Linked DNA regions of Mus musculus: region 1 is linked to region 2. Evidence: chromatin loops called from intact Hi-C (ENCODE). Cell type or tissue: left cerebral cortex. All regions are shown on one strand.

Region 1 (8,000 bases), 63 kb before region 2:
GGCATGGTGCTGGAGCAGCAAAGAGCTTACATCCTGGTCCACAGGCAGAAGGCCGAAAGAGAAAAATCAGACTTGGCCTGGAGTGGGCTTTTGAAACCTCAAAGCCCACCCCAGTGACACACTTCCTGCAACAAGGCTATACAATTCCTAATCCTTCCGATATAGTTCCATCAACTGGAGACCAGTTATTCCAGCACTCAAGCCTCTGAGAACTGGAGCAGTAGTTTTTAGCTCTACTGCTTTGGCTCCTAGTGGGTTGTACACACACACACCACAGGAGCAATCTGGATTTGCAAATGAAATACACACACACACACACACACACACACACACACACACACACACACACACGTTAATTTTTGACATGCTGTGACTAGCTCAAAGGCTAGGCATTCCTAAACCTTCCCCTGCTAACAAACGTTCTCCTCCAGGATGTCTGAGACTCCTAAACCTTCCCCTGTTACCCCAGGCCCAATAGGGGAAGTGGCCAGTTACCCAAATTCTTACATAGCTGGTTGACTTTCTCCCCTGCAGCTCTTACATCCTGTCCTTCTCCCCCAAGCCATGATTCTCTTTCTCCCTAACAGTTCTTAGCCCTCGCAATCCAAAGGTCTACCTGCCCAGCCATTGGCTGTTGGCTCTTTATTCATCAATCAAAGACCAATTGGGGACAAGGACCTTCAGCATTTGGACATACAGATTCCTGATTTTGGAGGCCAGATTAATTCAAAGCATTAGAACCAATCCCCAACAGGGGGCCATTCTCATTCAAACCACCACAGTATGAGCATCCATTATAGAGTCTCCAGAGACCATCAGGTCTTGAGGACTTAGATCTAATCAATGGATTAATTCCTAAATGGCTTCATGACCTAATAGCATTGGGAAGTATGAAATAGGAGACGGGAGGAAGTGGGTTGCTGGAGGGGTATACGTGCGCTACAACTTAACTTGCCCCTGTCTTCTGTCTACACCTGTGCCGTGGTGTATGTGTGGAGGTTAGAAGATAACTTTTGGGAGTCAGTTCTCTCCTTCCACCATACAGATTCAGGGGATGAAACCAAATCAATCTTGCAAGACAAGACTTGCCAGTGGTAAAATTGACTCTGTTTGTTTGTTTGTTTGTTTGTTTGTTTGTTTGTTTGTTTTTACATTGAAGCAGGGTATCACTATGCAGCCCTAGGTGGCTTTGAACTCCGTATGTAGACCAGACTCATCTTGAACCTGACTCAGTCTCCCACACATCAAGACACCACTACACCCAGCAAAATGACCATTATTCCCTGTTCTTTTTTTCCTTTCTATTTTGAGATAATTTTGTCTTAACAGAAGTTTTACAAAAATACTATCCAGTTCCTGCTTCCCCATATATTAACCCAGATTCCCCCATATGTTAGCATCTTACATAACTACAGAACCATTGTTAACAGCAAGAGATTAACCTTAGTACAATGCTAGGAACTTGATACAGACCTGGGATTGGGCTCGTTTCCCACATGGGCCAACCTCCTCCTTTGCTGTGTGACTCTGAGCCCACAGAATTAGGGCCAAATGCGCTTTGGGCTCCTCTAGTTTGAGAGTTCACAGCCTGTTTTTCTGTTTTTACTTTTTAAATGAGTATGTCTATATGTAAGAACTAATGCATACAGGTGTCCATAGAGGCCAGTGGACATCCTGGACACCCTGTAATTGTTACAGAAAAGTTGTGGGCAGCAGTGTGGGTGGTGAGCATTAAACTCTGGTATAAGGTCCTACTGCAAGGGCAGTAGGGGCTCTTCACCAAGGAGCCATCTCTCATGCCAACCCCGACATGTCTGTGACAACGGGGCTGAAATACACTAACACAAACACTTGATCTCACTGAGCTACTTCCCTGCCCTTGTTTTGCCTTTTACATTTTGTGGCATGGCCTTGTTATGTTGTCAAGACTAGCTTTGAACTACTTCTGTAGTCTAGGTAGGCCTTGAACTTGCAATCCTCCATCTCCTGCCTCCCAAGCAGCTGAGATGGCACACCTGCACCAGACCTGTACCACACCTGTACCACATGCCTGGCCATAGCCTTTACTTCTTTGCCTTACAGCTTGGGTCCTGGAACCTTGACTAGGGGCAGTGAGGGATGAAGGAATGGCAGCACATATACAGGGAAAGCTGAGATTGGATGAGCTAGAGTCTCTGATGGGCAGCATCCAGGAAGCTCAGGATGTATATTATACAGAGCTGGTGAACAAGGAGACAGGTTTAGCTCATCTCAGCAGGAGCAGTCTCTGCAGCGGAGCAGTCTTAGGACTGGGTGACTACCGTGGACATTTTTTTTTCACATATTGTCTATGTTCACATTCCAACCAGAGAAAGGCTTTAATCCCTCAGGTAAGGCTTTGCCGCTCACATGGGCTGAGGCACTGGGGGCTGTAATATGGCTGCGCCATGGCATATTACATCAACAACACAATTCACTCAGGACTACACTCACTCACTATACTTCTAGATAATTTTGTTTTGAGACAGTCTCACTGTGTAGCCCTGATTGTCCTGGGACTCACTCTGTAGAAGAGGCTGGCCTCAAACTCAAGAAATCTGCCCACCTCTGCCTCCCTAATGCTAAGTACTGAGATTAAAGCCCTGAAATATTATTAATATTATTATTAAGAATTAATTAATTATTATATTATTATTATTGTTTTGTTTTGTTTTTTCAAGACAGGATTTCTCTGTGTAGCCCTGGCTGTCATGGAACTCACTCTGTAGACCAGGCTGGCCTCGAACTCAGAAATCTGCCTGACTCTGCCTCCCAAGTGCTAAGATTAAAGGCTTGCGCCACCAACCTGGCTAAGAATTATTTATTTATTATATGTAAGTATACTGTAGCTGTCTTCAGACACTGCAGAAGAGGGTGTCAGATGGTTGTAAGCTACCATGTGGTTGCTGGGAATTGAACTCAGGACCTCTGGAAGAGCAGTCAGTGCTCTTAACCACTGAGCCATCTCTCCAGCCCTCATCTTCTTTTTAAAATAAAACTTCAGGCAGGCTGGAGAGATGGCTCAGCGGTTAAGAGCACTGACTGCTCTTCCAAAAGTCCCGAGTTCAAATCCCAGTAACCACATGGTGGCTCACAATCATCTGTAATGGAATCTGATGCTCTTAAGTGTGTCTTAAATGACAGTGTACTTACATAAAACAAATAAATAAATCTTTTAAAGAAGAAGAAGAAGAAGAAGAAGAAGAAGAAGAAGAAGAAGAAGAAGAAGAAGAAGAAGAAGAGTGTGAGTTTGAGGCCAGCCTGCTCTACAGAGCTAGCTCTAAGACAAGCAGGGCTACAAAAAGAAACTGTCTCAAAACAACAACAACCAAAAAAAAAAAAAAAAAAAAAGGGAAAAAGAGGCTGAAGAGATGGCTCAATGGTCAGAGCACTTGCTGATCTTGTAGAGGAACTGGGTTTGATTCCCAGCACCCACATGTGTGGCTCACAACAATCTGTGACTGCAGGATAAGACACTCTCTTCATGGGTATTGCATGTAAATGATATACATATAAAAATTGACTGGGCACTGGTGGTACTTGGGAGGCAGATGTAGGCAAATCTCAGACTTCCTCCAGCTTAGTGAACAAAGCAAGTTACAGAACATTCCCTGTCTCCAAAAGTAAAAAAAAAAAAAAAAAAAAATAGTAATAATAATAAAATAGTTCACATATTTTATAAATAATGAAAATTTACTTTTAAAATTATATTCTTAGCCAGTTATCATGGTACATGTCTTTAATCCCAGCACTCATGAGGCAGAGTTGGTGAATATCTGATTTTGAGGATGGCGTAGTCTTTATAGTGAGTTCTAGGCCATCTAAAGTTTTATAGCAAGACCTTGTCATGAAAAAAAGGAAAAAATTTACACTTCTACCTTTTTTTTTTTTTTTTTTTTTTTTTTTTGCTTTTTTTGAGACAGGGTTTCTCTGTATAGCCCCTGGAACTCACTCTGTAGACCAGACTGGCCTCGAACTCAGAGATCTGCTTGCCCCTGCCTCCCAGCTGCTGGGATTAAAGGCGTGTGCCACCACTGCCTGGCTGGCTCTACTTCTACCATTTTTACCTCATTACTTGCCTGGGAAATTCAGAGTAATGTTCATGAAGACCTGTGAACAAGCACATTGCTTCCAATTTTTCAAAACACTTTGGGTCTGTCTGTTTCTCTTTTTAAAAAAGATTTATTTGGGGGTGGTGATATGGCTCAGTGGGTAAGAGCACCCGACTGTTCTTCCGAAGGTCCAGAGTTCAAATCCCAGCAACCATATGGTGGCTCACAGTCATCTGTAACAAGATCTGATGCCCTCTTCTGGAGTGTCTGAAGACAGCTACAGTGTACTTACATATAATAAATAAATAAATCTTTAAAACAAAAAACCAAAATGAAATTAATGGGAATTTGTTTTATAAAAAAAAAAAAGATTTATTTATTTATTTTATGTATATGAGTACTCTATCTGAATATACCCCTTCATGCCAGAAGAGGGCATCAGAACTCATTATAGATGGTTGAGAGCCCCTGTGGTAGAGCAGCTGGTGCTCTTAACTGCTGAACCATTTCTCCAGTTCTCCCCCAACCCCCACATGCCGGTTTATTTTGTTTTTTAAGGTGTCACTATGTAGCCTTGGCCTGGAACTCACAGAGATCCTCCTGCCTCTGCCTCCTGAGTGCTGGGATCAGTGGCATGCACCACCACACCCTACTATCTGTTTTTCTTAGGAGAGAAATGAGTACCTTGGCATTTGAGGAAGTTGTGAGTTGAACACCAGAGACTCTTGACATCTGAGGAAAGGGTGAACAGCACTACACGCCATTTCCATGGTTCAGGAGTGTTTTCACTGAGCACTGATATTGTATTTCTTCTTCTGGAACACCTTGGGGGATTAAAATAAACACAAAGCAAAAGGAGCTTGTCTGCCAGTGCCTTCCTCCAGCTGCTTTCAGCAAGCCATTGATGGGCAAATTCCACACAGCGGAAAGCAGGTTGTGCTGATGACAGCACAGCAAGGCTTATATATAGTCTTAATAGAGCTCAGAGCAGGGTCCATTGGTTTCTGATCCCAGGACTCAAGACAGGTTATAAAACTAGAAATAGGCCAGCCATGGTGGCACATACTTTTAATCCCAGCAGGCAAACAGATTTCTGTGAGTTCAAGGCTAGGATGATCTACATAGCAAGCCCCAAACCAGCCAGGGCTGGACTGTGAAACCCCAAACCAGCCAGGGCTGGACTGTGAAACCCCAAACCAGCCAGGGCTGGACTGTGAAACCTTGTCTCAAAACAAAACTGGCAACGATGATCGCTTTGGATGGGCATGGTAGGAGACCTAAAAAGGGTTTTACACAAATTGGCATTCAGTAGCAGAATTCACCTACTGACTTGCAAAACCTACTTTACGTTAAATTCTTTCTTTAAAAATTATGTATGCTGGATGCAGTGGCCCATGACTTTAATCCTAGCACAGGAAGTCATGAGGCAAGTGATCTCTGTGAGTTCAAGGACAATTGGATCTATGCAGAGTTCCAGTACAGAAGGGATACAAAGAGAGACCCTGACTCAAAAATAAAATACAAACATTATGTATGGGAATTTTGCCTACTCCAATACATATTATGTATGTACGTGCACTGGAGGCCTTAAGGCATGGAATCTCCTGGAACTGCTCTTTCAGATGGTCGTGAGCCACCGTGTGGATGCTGGGAATCAAGCGGGGTCATCTGCAAGAGCATCAGTGCTCTTAACTGCTGAGCCATCTCTCCAACCCTAATCTTTTAAAATTAAAAGCAAGTCTCACAGGCTTTCCATTTCGTCCCACGTGTCATGCCACGTGTAAAATTCCAAAGCCCTTTGTGAGACTGTTTCTGGACTTGAAAACAAAAGCGAGATCTTCTTGCAGGATTAAATCAGTGTATTGCCTTTCAGGTGAAATGCTTAGCCAGAAGCTGGCAGGTGCAGTGTGTGCAAAGCAAACCTCAGTAGCCAAGCCATGCCTGCGAGCAAGGACAAGGCTGGACCGCCTTAAGGAGTTGAATAGCCGATGGGAAGAAAGATCAGGAACCGGGTCAGAAGAGCCTCATAAAGTACCTCATGAGGCCTTCTAGAGCTGCCCTGTCCAGACCAGCCATCGTCCGAGTACATCTGCGCTCACCTGATCTGACCCCTCTTCTCCCCGGCTTCTGGGAAAAGCCCTAGACACAGACATAGCCTACAAGTCCCTGGATCGCTCACTTCCGTTAGATCGGCTCCAAATAGCTCTGCGTGGCCAAGGCGGGACCAAGTTGGAAGGCAGCTCCTGAAGCAGGCGTGGCCTAAACAAACCACGCCCACCGCACGCGGCCGCGCGTGCCAGCGACAGCCTATTGGTCCCGCTTTCGTGACGTCTTTCCGGGGCAGTCCGGGTGGGGTCCAGCGCGCACCAGTGAGCTGAGCTAACTGGGTTTCGCTGCGGTCCACGTCCCCGCGCGGGGCTGAATCGCTGAAGTGGCTGCGCTGCGGTGTGAGGGCCACGGGCCTGCCGCGTCCGGGTAAGTGACCCGCACTGCTGTCCAGGGAGCTGTCGTGAAGGCCCCATGAGCCGCTTGGGGATGGACAGCGAGGTGCGGGGCGGAGGAGGGATGAATGGGGACCCGGTGCGCTAGGCGGTGAGGAATGGAGATTCAAGGCGGAGGAGGGAGGAATGGGCCGAGCCCTTAGAGAAGCATGGATGCGCAGGAGGAGGAGGAGGAGGTGGGCTGACGGCGATCGCCAGTCGATGCTGGGCAGTTTGCGAGCACTCTACGGACATTCGAGAGTAGGCGAGTCTTGGATCAGGCTGTACCCTAGAAGGTGTTGGTCTCGGAAATAGTTGAGGCCTGCACCCCAAACTCTTCTACCTACCAATGAGGAAAATCCATCACATTTTTCCTTCCTCCTCATTTGTCTACTTGCCTGCCTCCCCTTGTGGCCGCTAGCTTGTGCGCTTAACGGTCTGGCTGGAGCTTAGAAGTCCAACTCTTAAAAACTTGTATTACTTACACCCCGACCCCTAGGAACCAGCTCTAAAATTTCAATAAGTCAACCAGCAAACTGTTTAAAATACAGGTTTTCCGTTTATAAATTAGACTCGCCTGTTGGACAGCAGAATATCAGAAATACTGGCTTAGCAAGCGTTTAGAACACAGACCTTTGGCATTTTGGTAGTGAGACCTGAACTTTCAGATACCTGGAGATAAGCGGTGCAGTTAAGATAATATTTAATGTTCTGGGATCGTGGGCTAATGTCTGCCACGTGGATACATCCTTTAGATCACAGGGCAATGTCTGTGTACATAATACGTCCAAGCAGGTGATGTGTCAGGATTAGGTAGGTGACTGTGGTTTGTCCTGTACTAGCTTTCCCAATTTCTGTTCTGTAATTGTGTAACTTCCCTAGCGTGGAGTAGAGACGGGGGCCCTGCTGATAGGGATTATTAATGGTCTTTGCTGAGTCTGGACTTCTTGAATTGAAATCTGTGTATGTCAGAGAAAAAGCTCACCAATTTGAGGTCTAGTGATGTGTATATAGCAATCCACACATCATAAAGGCATTAAAGGCAAGGCAAGATTGGGAGTGCAATCTGTCAAACAAACATTAGAGGAATTGGGCAGCATCTCAAGGGTTAGTTGTCACTTGGGGACTCACACAAGTCACCTGGCTGAACTTTAGTAGGAACAGCTCAGGAAATGCAGACTTAAAGTCTTATGTGTATAGACATTGCCCTGTGGTGGAAAGGGTGTGCCCGTGTGACACGATGGAATTGAGAACATGATACTGGCCTTCTTGTATGAGCTGGCAGAAGGTGTCCTGATGCTGATTCCCTGCAGATCCTGTGGGGACCAATTCCCAAAAAGAGACTCAACCCCAGTCTGTTTGTTCTAGTTTCTGAGTTAATACTTGGTTTTTTTGTTAGTGTTTTCTTTCCTCTATTTAATGTGTATGGGTGTTTTGTTTTGTTCTAAAG
Region 2 (8,000 bases):
CTGTAAAGGTAGCGAGGTAAGGATGCTAGGTCACTGTAGGCATAAGGGAGGACAGAAAGAGTGCTGGAGCTGAGTTACAGAAGTGTCTGAGGGGCAGTCCAGGGGCCTGGTGGTGCCCTTATCCAAGACCAGGAAGCCAGCCAGCCACCCAGAGGTTCTCAGAATGCCCAAATCTATCTCCATTTCCCACCAGTTTCAGATACCTGCTTCAGATTCAAGACAGCAGAGCAGTCTTGAATTTGTTGGAGAAGAGGCTGGAGAGGTCCATCTGAGAGAGTCCAAGCACCCAAGCTGCTTTACAAGTAGAGGTTGAGAAATGACTCACCCAACTTGAGATCCCATGGTCAGCCCCATGTGCAAGAACTCCAAAGAAGTACAGGGTCCCAGGATGCTGATGCTATCCCCCGAGGCAAAAGGGGACTGGTGAAATGAACATTTGGAGAAGGGGTACCATGGAACACGGGACCAGGCTGGGTGACTAAAATGCTACTGGGCATACCAATGCCTGCCTGTTGACCACAGGAACTGACTCTGTGGGCTTAGTCAGTGCCCTGGCAATGGCACTGCTTGCTTAGGGGACCTGCCAGTGTTTGGCTGGGGCTCCCTTTGGTCAGCCTCAGGGTGTTTCTGCTAGGGCAGACTGAGACTCTCCCGCCAACTCAGCCTTTCTTTAGAGTTGTTAAGCCCTCAGAGTCCAGCCAGTTTGGGTGGGGGGCCCAAGCTCTGTGGCTGGTTCTCCTGCCATAGGGCACCCAGAGGCTTCACATTGTAAATGCCGAGCCTCCTGTCATGTGGGGACCCAGCAGGTGCCTGGCCTTCTATTTCCTGATCCCTACTCTGGGCCAGCTGGCAGGAGAATCCTCTAGCTGGCCTCCCACTATAGGAAAGTCTAATTTCCAGTTTCCCCCAGGAGGGCAACTCCCAGCTGTGGCAAGAGCCAACTCAGCCATGACCTCCGTAGATCAAGCCCTATAAAAGCCCCAAGCTTTCAGCATGGCTCAACAAAGGTCCTGAGCCCAGCCCAGTTTCATCAATCATGGTCTACCTAGGTCTCAGAGCTGCCGCTAGAAGAGCAGCAGTTGTTGAGGGATTGGAAGGACAGCACTGGACAGGCTGAAAGGCTGTGCTATGCTCACTTGGGTTCTTCTATGGCAGGCTAGAATCCCAGTCCATTTCCTTGGAAGGGAATGCCTACACTTGGCCTGGCATTCAGCAGGGAATAAATGGAAGCACTTAAGAGCTATACAGAGCTGGGAGCTTGGGTGAGCCTGAAGGGTCATGTGCTGTTGTTTTGAGGTGGAAGACAGGAGAATTTGGGGCCCAGGGTTGCTGAAGTTTGGGTGGACTTGGAACCTGAGCATTCTACCTCTGAAAGTCAGTCTAGGACCATTGGTGCCCACTGGAGGGACACCATCTGGTGTCCCGTGTATGTTCAGCTCTTTGGCATTTGGTATCAAACGTGGCAGAAGCAACTTTAGTGTCTCTGGCACATATTTGGAGCCAAGTCCTATAGAAGTCTTGTGGGGTAGCGGTATTAAGAAACTAGAAAAACACAACAAAACTAAGATCAAAGGAATTGTTAGCTGTGTCTACAAAAAGGGAATACAGCAGGATAGATCCGATGCAACAGGTGACTGGAAAGGGCAGGAAGTCGACCTGAAGTGTCAAGCCCTGTATCTCCTGTGACTGGTCTCCTATGCCCACTGCCCACTCCCAAGATGGTCTGTAGACTGAGGATACAGGTCACACAGCTGAGGTCAGCACAGGAATTCTGGTTTTGAAGAAATATACCTTCCCAGCTATGTGTCCTTAGCAGGTTTCTGTGCCTCTGTTTCCCATCTATGGAAGGGGATAACAAGCGTCGTCAAGTACTCAAGATCAAAGAGGCAAGGGCAATGGGAGCTAAGTTGGTATTTGCTTGACTCTGCTGAGCCATCCTCTAGAAAATGCCTACTATGCTAAGGTATGTGAGTGTTCAGTGTGGTAGTGGTGTTTGCAGGGAACCGAGGCAGGCTGGGGCCCTCCTGCAATGGCCTCAGCTGTTCTCCCTGTCTCATGTGTCGCTGGAGTTGCATTCTTTCTTTCCATTGCCTGGACATTTTCGTACCTTTCCATAACACCCTCCACCTCACTCAGGTGTTTGCTTCAATACGTGACAACCTCAAACACCTCCTTCAGGTCCCAACCACCTGCTTCACTTTAAAGCCTGCGTTTTTCATAGAATAGTGTATAAGAGGCTCTGGCTCCAGCCCTGAGTAGTTGAAAAGTCACCCAACTAGTCCATGCCTCAATTTCCCTGTGTGTAAACTGGAACCCACAATACTCTCGACCTCTGGGGATTACCCTGAGGGACAAATAAAGGGACACACCAGATCGTTGGGAACGACGTCTGGTTAGGGACAAGGATGTGACCCTCGTTATTGTTGTGAGGCACCCCTTATCCAACTGCAAGATCCAAGGGGTGGGGCTTCACCATACCCCAGGCGTGGGTGCAAGCCACTCCGGATCTTCCGCCCCAAGCTCCCGGAGGACCAAACCGCCTTTCTTGCGCCGGTTGAGCCCGAAGAGGGCGAGGAGTGGCTGCGTCGTGGAAAGGTTGTCACTCAGTAGGTGCTCAAGGAGCGGCCGGTGTCAGCACGGGGGACCCAAAGCACGCTCCCTCCCCGCCTCCCGCGTGGTACCGTTCAGGTGGCCCACATGGTCTTGAAGGGTGTTTCTGCTTCCAACGACACCCATCCCCACAACAAAGAAACTCGCCATTCCCGGCCGCCTCCCCTCAGTGCACCCCGGAGGCACAGCGGGCCCGGAGCGCCGTGCGCCTCGCAGTTGCCCCCTGAAATCGCAGCTCGGGAGCTGTCCCTGGTAGGTGCAGGTGCGCACGAGACGGGGGCGGGGGCCAACCCCGCGGGGCAGCAAGCGGCCGGGGTACTAGGTGGCGCCCACCGGGCGCGCGGCGACGCCGCCTCCACCGAGATTTAAAGGGCAGCCGGGCGGAGGGATCTTCGAACGACTCTCGCTGCGATCCCTCCGCCTCGAGGCTCAGCGACGGCAACGACGTGGTTTCTTTGGTGGTGGTGGTGGGGGGGATTTACTCTTGTGCCTCCGCTGTCGGGTGCCGCGGCAGGGAACTTCATTCTCTCTGGTGTCTCTCAGCCTCTTCCCGCAGAATTCCGTCGAAGCCATCGCGGCCACTAGCGCGGAGCAAAGGTGCGCGCACGCTCGGTGTCGGCGTGGTGTCCCTCCGCCGTCAGTCGTGGACTCCTTTTCGTGTCCTTCCACCGAGCCCGGGCGGTGTCCGGGTGGCTCACCGGGGGCGGCGACGCGTCTGCGGCGCGGCAGCGAGGCTCGGGGGCTATGAGGTGAGGACGCCCGGGGACCGGAGGCGGCACCCGGCGCTGCGCGAGAACGCAGGACGCGAAGCCCCGAAGTCGGCGGATGCCTCTCAGATCCCGCGACTGCGCGCGAGGTGGAGGTGAGGCCCGAGGACTGTGAGGCGGGGGTGGCCCGGCGCTGCGAGCCAGGGCTCGGGGACAGGGGCTTGGCGCGGGCCGCGGTGGTGGCCGTGGCGGCAGGGTTGGGGGGGCCCCTCGGCGGACGCGGACTCCTTTATTTCCCCCCCCCTTCCGTCAGCGGAGGCAGCGGGCGGTGCTACGTCCGTGCCGCCATATTGGATTTTACTCTCCAATTTTTTTTTCTGAGGAAATATTTTTTGGTGATTAATTTTTCTGGAGGGACCAAAAAGTGTAGCCGGGCGCTTCGGGAGCTCGGTGGCGGAGCTCTTGGACGGGCCCGGTGCTGGAAGACCGGCAGTGCTGGCGGTGAGCCGCGGAGGACGTACGTGCGTGCGTGCGTGCGTGCAGGAACCGGGCCGCGGGGCGGGGCTGCGGGGCCGGGGCGGCCGGGCGAGCGAGCACGGCCTGCAGTGTTGGCGGCGGCCGGAAGGGAGCGGTAGCGGTCGGCGAGGGCCGGGTCGCGGCCGCACGAGGGGAGCTGCTCGGCCGCTCGGGATTGGGGGACTGTGTTTTTCCTCTTCTCCAATGGGCGGCCGGCAAGCGTCTCGCCCAATCTGCTCGCGCCGGCTCGCCGAACTTTCGGTTGTTTTTGTTTTGGCCCGAGCCTCGTTTCCTGTTGCTCCAGGCTCAGACTGTCGCGCGCGGGGGTGGGGTGGGGGTGGGGGGCAGTCGCTCGGGCCCCACGCAGTGGCACTGGCGTCACTCGATCTGTCATCCGCTCGTTCAGCCAGAGTGCAAGAAGGAGAGGAGGAGACGTGAAGTTCATCTTGAACTTTCTGATGGCGCTCACTCTGAGACAGTCCTCTCAGAGGAGCAGACAAGATGGATTGCCTGACTTGATTTGTTTGTTTGTTTTTTAAACCTGCTTTCTAGACTTAAAACTGTCTGACACAGGCCTGAGGGGTTGGGAGGCTGCCGAGTGGATGGATTCCTTAGAGGAACTCGCTTCTCCTTGTAACTGTTCCCCGTTCTTATTTATTTATTTATTTATTTTGACAGAAACGCCAGCCAGTTTGGGTAATTAGTAGACAAAACATAAGCCCTTTCAGAGGCGATGAAGAAGTTATTGTTTTTCTTTTTGCCTGAAATGATCACAGACAACTTTTTTTAAAGATTTATTTATTTCTTATATGTAAGTACACTGTAGCAGCCTTCAGACACTCCAGAAGAGGGAGTCAGATCTCTATTCTGATGGTTTTGAGCCACCATGTGGTTGCTGGGATTTGAACTCCAGACCTTTGGAAGAGCAGTTGGGTGCTCTTACCCACTGAGCCATCTCACCAGCCCCCACAGACGACTTTTGAGTGAAGTCCATGCCTTAAGAGTGAATTGCCAAAGACACACGTTTGCAATGTAGACGTGGGTTTGACCAAGTCCCTCACTAAGAGCCCCTATGGTCCAGGGTTAAAGTGTGCAAATAAATGTCTAGGTGTCATACATGGGCAAACAGTAGACTCTGAGTCTATAGCCTCTCGACATCGGACACTGTACTCCCTCTTCCAAGCTCACTTATGCTAGTTGCCATACCTGGTGCCTTTTGGCCATCCGGTCTCTGGCTTTCTCCTGTCCCAGCATACATCCATCCTTAGAAAAGCCGCAAGAGAGTATAGCCTGCTGCTGGCATAGGCTTATGAAGAAGCATCCTGGTTGGCCTGCACAGAAGCCAGGATTCCTCTGTTCCCTGAAAGTCTTTGCATGCTTGGTGAGATTGGCTTTGCCATTGCACGTACGTTGGTTTTCTTGTGAGCCTGTTGAATCATAGTTGAATCATAGATTTAGCTGGTCTACCTCGGCACAGGTGCTCAGTAGTCACAGCATGAAAGAGATAATTTGTTAATTTCTATGTCAAGCCTCTTTGAGGCTTTTCAAATTGTATCTACTCAGTGCCACTGAAAGTGTTCTTTAAAATTGTTATAAAAGAGGAAAAGAAAAGAAACAAACCCCTTAACTTTGTATACTTCAAGAGGAGACTAGGCCTCCATCCTTTCTCTGTGATTGAAACCCAACTCTTTAAAAACCATTTCCAAGGACTTTCCTTCCTCTCCCAAGTGCTCTTTTGAATGTATTTTCACCCACTGTGGTGACACTGGGCTCTCTGTACTTGTAGAAGTTACCAGTGGACCATGCCCAGGAAGGCTGGGTTGCAGAAATGTATGCAGATGAGAGGGCTGTGTTCTGGGGTGTTTGTGCAGTCCAGCAGGTGTTTTATAGGTGGGTAGGGCAGTCTTTTTAAGTTTCCCTTTGGTCATCAGTGGATCTTACCTCATATGTAATCTCCTACATAGTTGTCAGCTTACAGGTTTATAATGCCCAGCTATGTGTCTGGTTGTACAGCAGATTTGTGGATAGTGTCTGAGAAGCTCCGTGTCCTCAGGAGTGCTTTTCCAGTGGCTTGCAGAACAGATGCTCTCAGAGAAATCATTATGATTCCATCCATTATTTTGCTTGTCACATGTGAACTTTACCTTCTCTCTATTCACCAAAATCCTTTTTTCTGGTCAAAAGGTCTGGGACTTTGTTAACTCTAGAGCATTTTTTACTTATAAAAACAAGGGACTACATGCCATCCCTCTGTGGGCTCACATTATTGGTTGCCGAGCACAAGTTGAGTGACTGTAGACACAGCACAGGGGACTTGTATCTCAGGTGGAGGTAGTTCTTGGCCTACACACCAGCTTTATATGTCCATGCAACCTTTGCTTTCTCTGTCTTTAATTACTTTGTTTTTGGAGTGGATAGAACATTGTTTTCCTGGCATGAAGACTGACTGACTGATGGACTTCAGTGCAGCAGTTTGCAAAAGCAGCGTCTTTCTTGGATAAGTTGTCAGTTTTTTTTTTTTTTAAAGATTTATTTATTGACTATATGTAAGTACACTGTAGCTGTCCTCAGACACTCCAGAAGAGGGAGTCAGATCTCGTTACGGATGGTTGTGAGCCACCATGTGGTTGCTGGGATTTGAACTCCTGACCTTCGGAAGAGCAGTCGGGTGCTCCTACCCACTGAGCCATCTCACCAGCCCCAAGTTGTCAGTTTTGAAATCTTAAAATATCGGGCTGCAGAGGCAGCTCAGTCAGTGAGTTCAGTTCCTAGTACCCACATCAGGTGGCTCACAAATACCTGTAACTTCAGTCCCAGGGAATCTGACACTTCTGGCCTCTAAGAGCACCTACACTCATGTGCACGTAACCACACACGTACACATAATTTAAAATAGTAAAATCATTTAAAAAAAGGCTCATATCTTGAAGTGTGAATTAAAATCCCTGCTGATTTTTAAATATATTAGAAGTTATGTGTATGAGTTGTTGTGCCCGAATATGTGCATCTGGTGCCCCTAGAGATCAAAGAGGACATCCAGTCCCTTAGAACCTAAGTTACCAATGATTAGGAGCCACTGTGTTGGTTCCGAGAACTGAATTTGGGTCTTTTGCAAGAGTAACAAGTACTTATAACCATTGAGTTATCTCTCTACCTCCCAAACTTTGAAGTTAAATGGCCGAATTCCATAAGCTTACTGTACAGATAAGGGTTCTTATTGAGCAGGTCAGGAGTTTTAACTGGGAGATGGGGGGGGTGTCTTTTAAAATCCATTTTCCATATCTGCATTCTTCCTTCTACTCTAATAGGAAATTGTTAAAGACAGTTTTTTTTAAATAGTAGATCTCACTGTAATCTTCACCCACCCCCGAAGTAATTGGATGCTTCCTAAAGATTAGAAGTATCAGTGAGAGGAAAGGTGTCTGATCAATATCTAAATTATTTTTTGTTCAGTATAATCTGAAATCCACTTTTTCCTAGACACTTTTCAAAGTGAGCATAGTGGCTGGCTTGTACTTACAATCCTAGCCTTCTAGAGATATGAGGCTCTCAAGTTGGAAGTCAGTTTAGAATACATGGTAAGACCCTGTTTCAAAAAGCCAGAACAAAGTCTGGTAGTGGTAGCACATGCCTTTAATTCTAGCACTTGAGAGGCAGATCTCTTGAATTTGAGGCCGGCCTGGTCTACAGAGCAAATTCCAGGGCAGCCAGGTCTACACAGAGAAACACTGTCTCCAACCCCTCTTCCCCCCAGAAAAGAAGCCAAAACAAACAGTTTACAGTTACAAATATAACTTGTTGTAATCCCCAATTTTTAATTATATCCATATTATTTTAAATGCATTGTAGGGTTGTTGTTATTTTTTTTTAAAGATTTATTTTATTTATAGAGAACATTGTCGCTGTCTTCAGACACACCAGAAGAGGGCACGGGATCCCATTACAGATGGCTGTGAGCCACCATGTAGTTGCTGGGATTTGAACTCAGGACCTCTGGAAGAGCTGCCAGTGCTATCAACCACTGAGCCATTTCTCCAGTCTGCATTGTAGGGTTTTATTATAGAGACTCAGTCTATACAATAATCACTCTAGCCTATTTTTATAAGTTTGTGTTAATTTCTAGTGATTTTTTTCTTTTTAAAAAATTTTTTGAGAGCGATTTCCCAT

Evidence for each region. A loop is a pair of places that touch in the nucleus more often than their neighbours do. Peaks named below come from ENCODE experiments on the same cell type or tissue, not always from the same donor. Only the 100,000 strongest peaks of a DNase experiment are listed, where the experiment ranks them.
Region 1: it touches region 2 in a loop (2.2-fold over the local background); 4 of 42 quality-filtered maps call a loop at or near these places.

What each region holds. Positions count from the first base shown.
Region 1 is chr19:3,701,892-3,709,891 of GRCm38, forward strand. It overlaps 1810055G02Rik (RIKEN cDNA 1810055G02 gene), which reads left to right and starts at 6,402. Exons shown (of 4, transcript NM_028077.3): 1 at 6,402-6,545. It overlaps Gm36608 (predicted gene, 36608), which reads right to left and starts at 6,277. Exons shown (of 3, transcript NR_167751.1): 1 at 6,170-6,277; 2 at 4,755-4,894. In left cerebral cortex, CTCF peaks have their summits at 4,497 (motif pointing right), 5,721 and 6,958; DNase peaks (open chromatin) are centred at 1,433, 4,628, 5,899 and 6,358; H3K4me3 peaks cover 2,147 bases; H3K27ac peaks cover 1,283 bases.
Region 2 is chr19:3,764,869-3,772,868 of GRCm38, forward strand. Kmt5b (lysine methyltransferase 5B) reads left to right here and starts at 3,021. Exons shown (of 11, transcript NM_001379678.1): 1 at 3,021-3,472. In left cerebral cortex, CTCF peaks have their summits at 3,963 (motif pointing right) and 4,689 (motif pointing right); DNase peaks (open chromatin) are centred at 2,620, 3,221, 3,652, 3,939 and 1 more place; H3K4me3 peaks cover 3,074 bases; H3K27ac peaks cover 2,709 bases.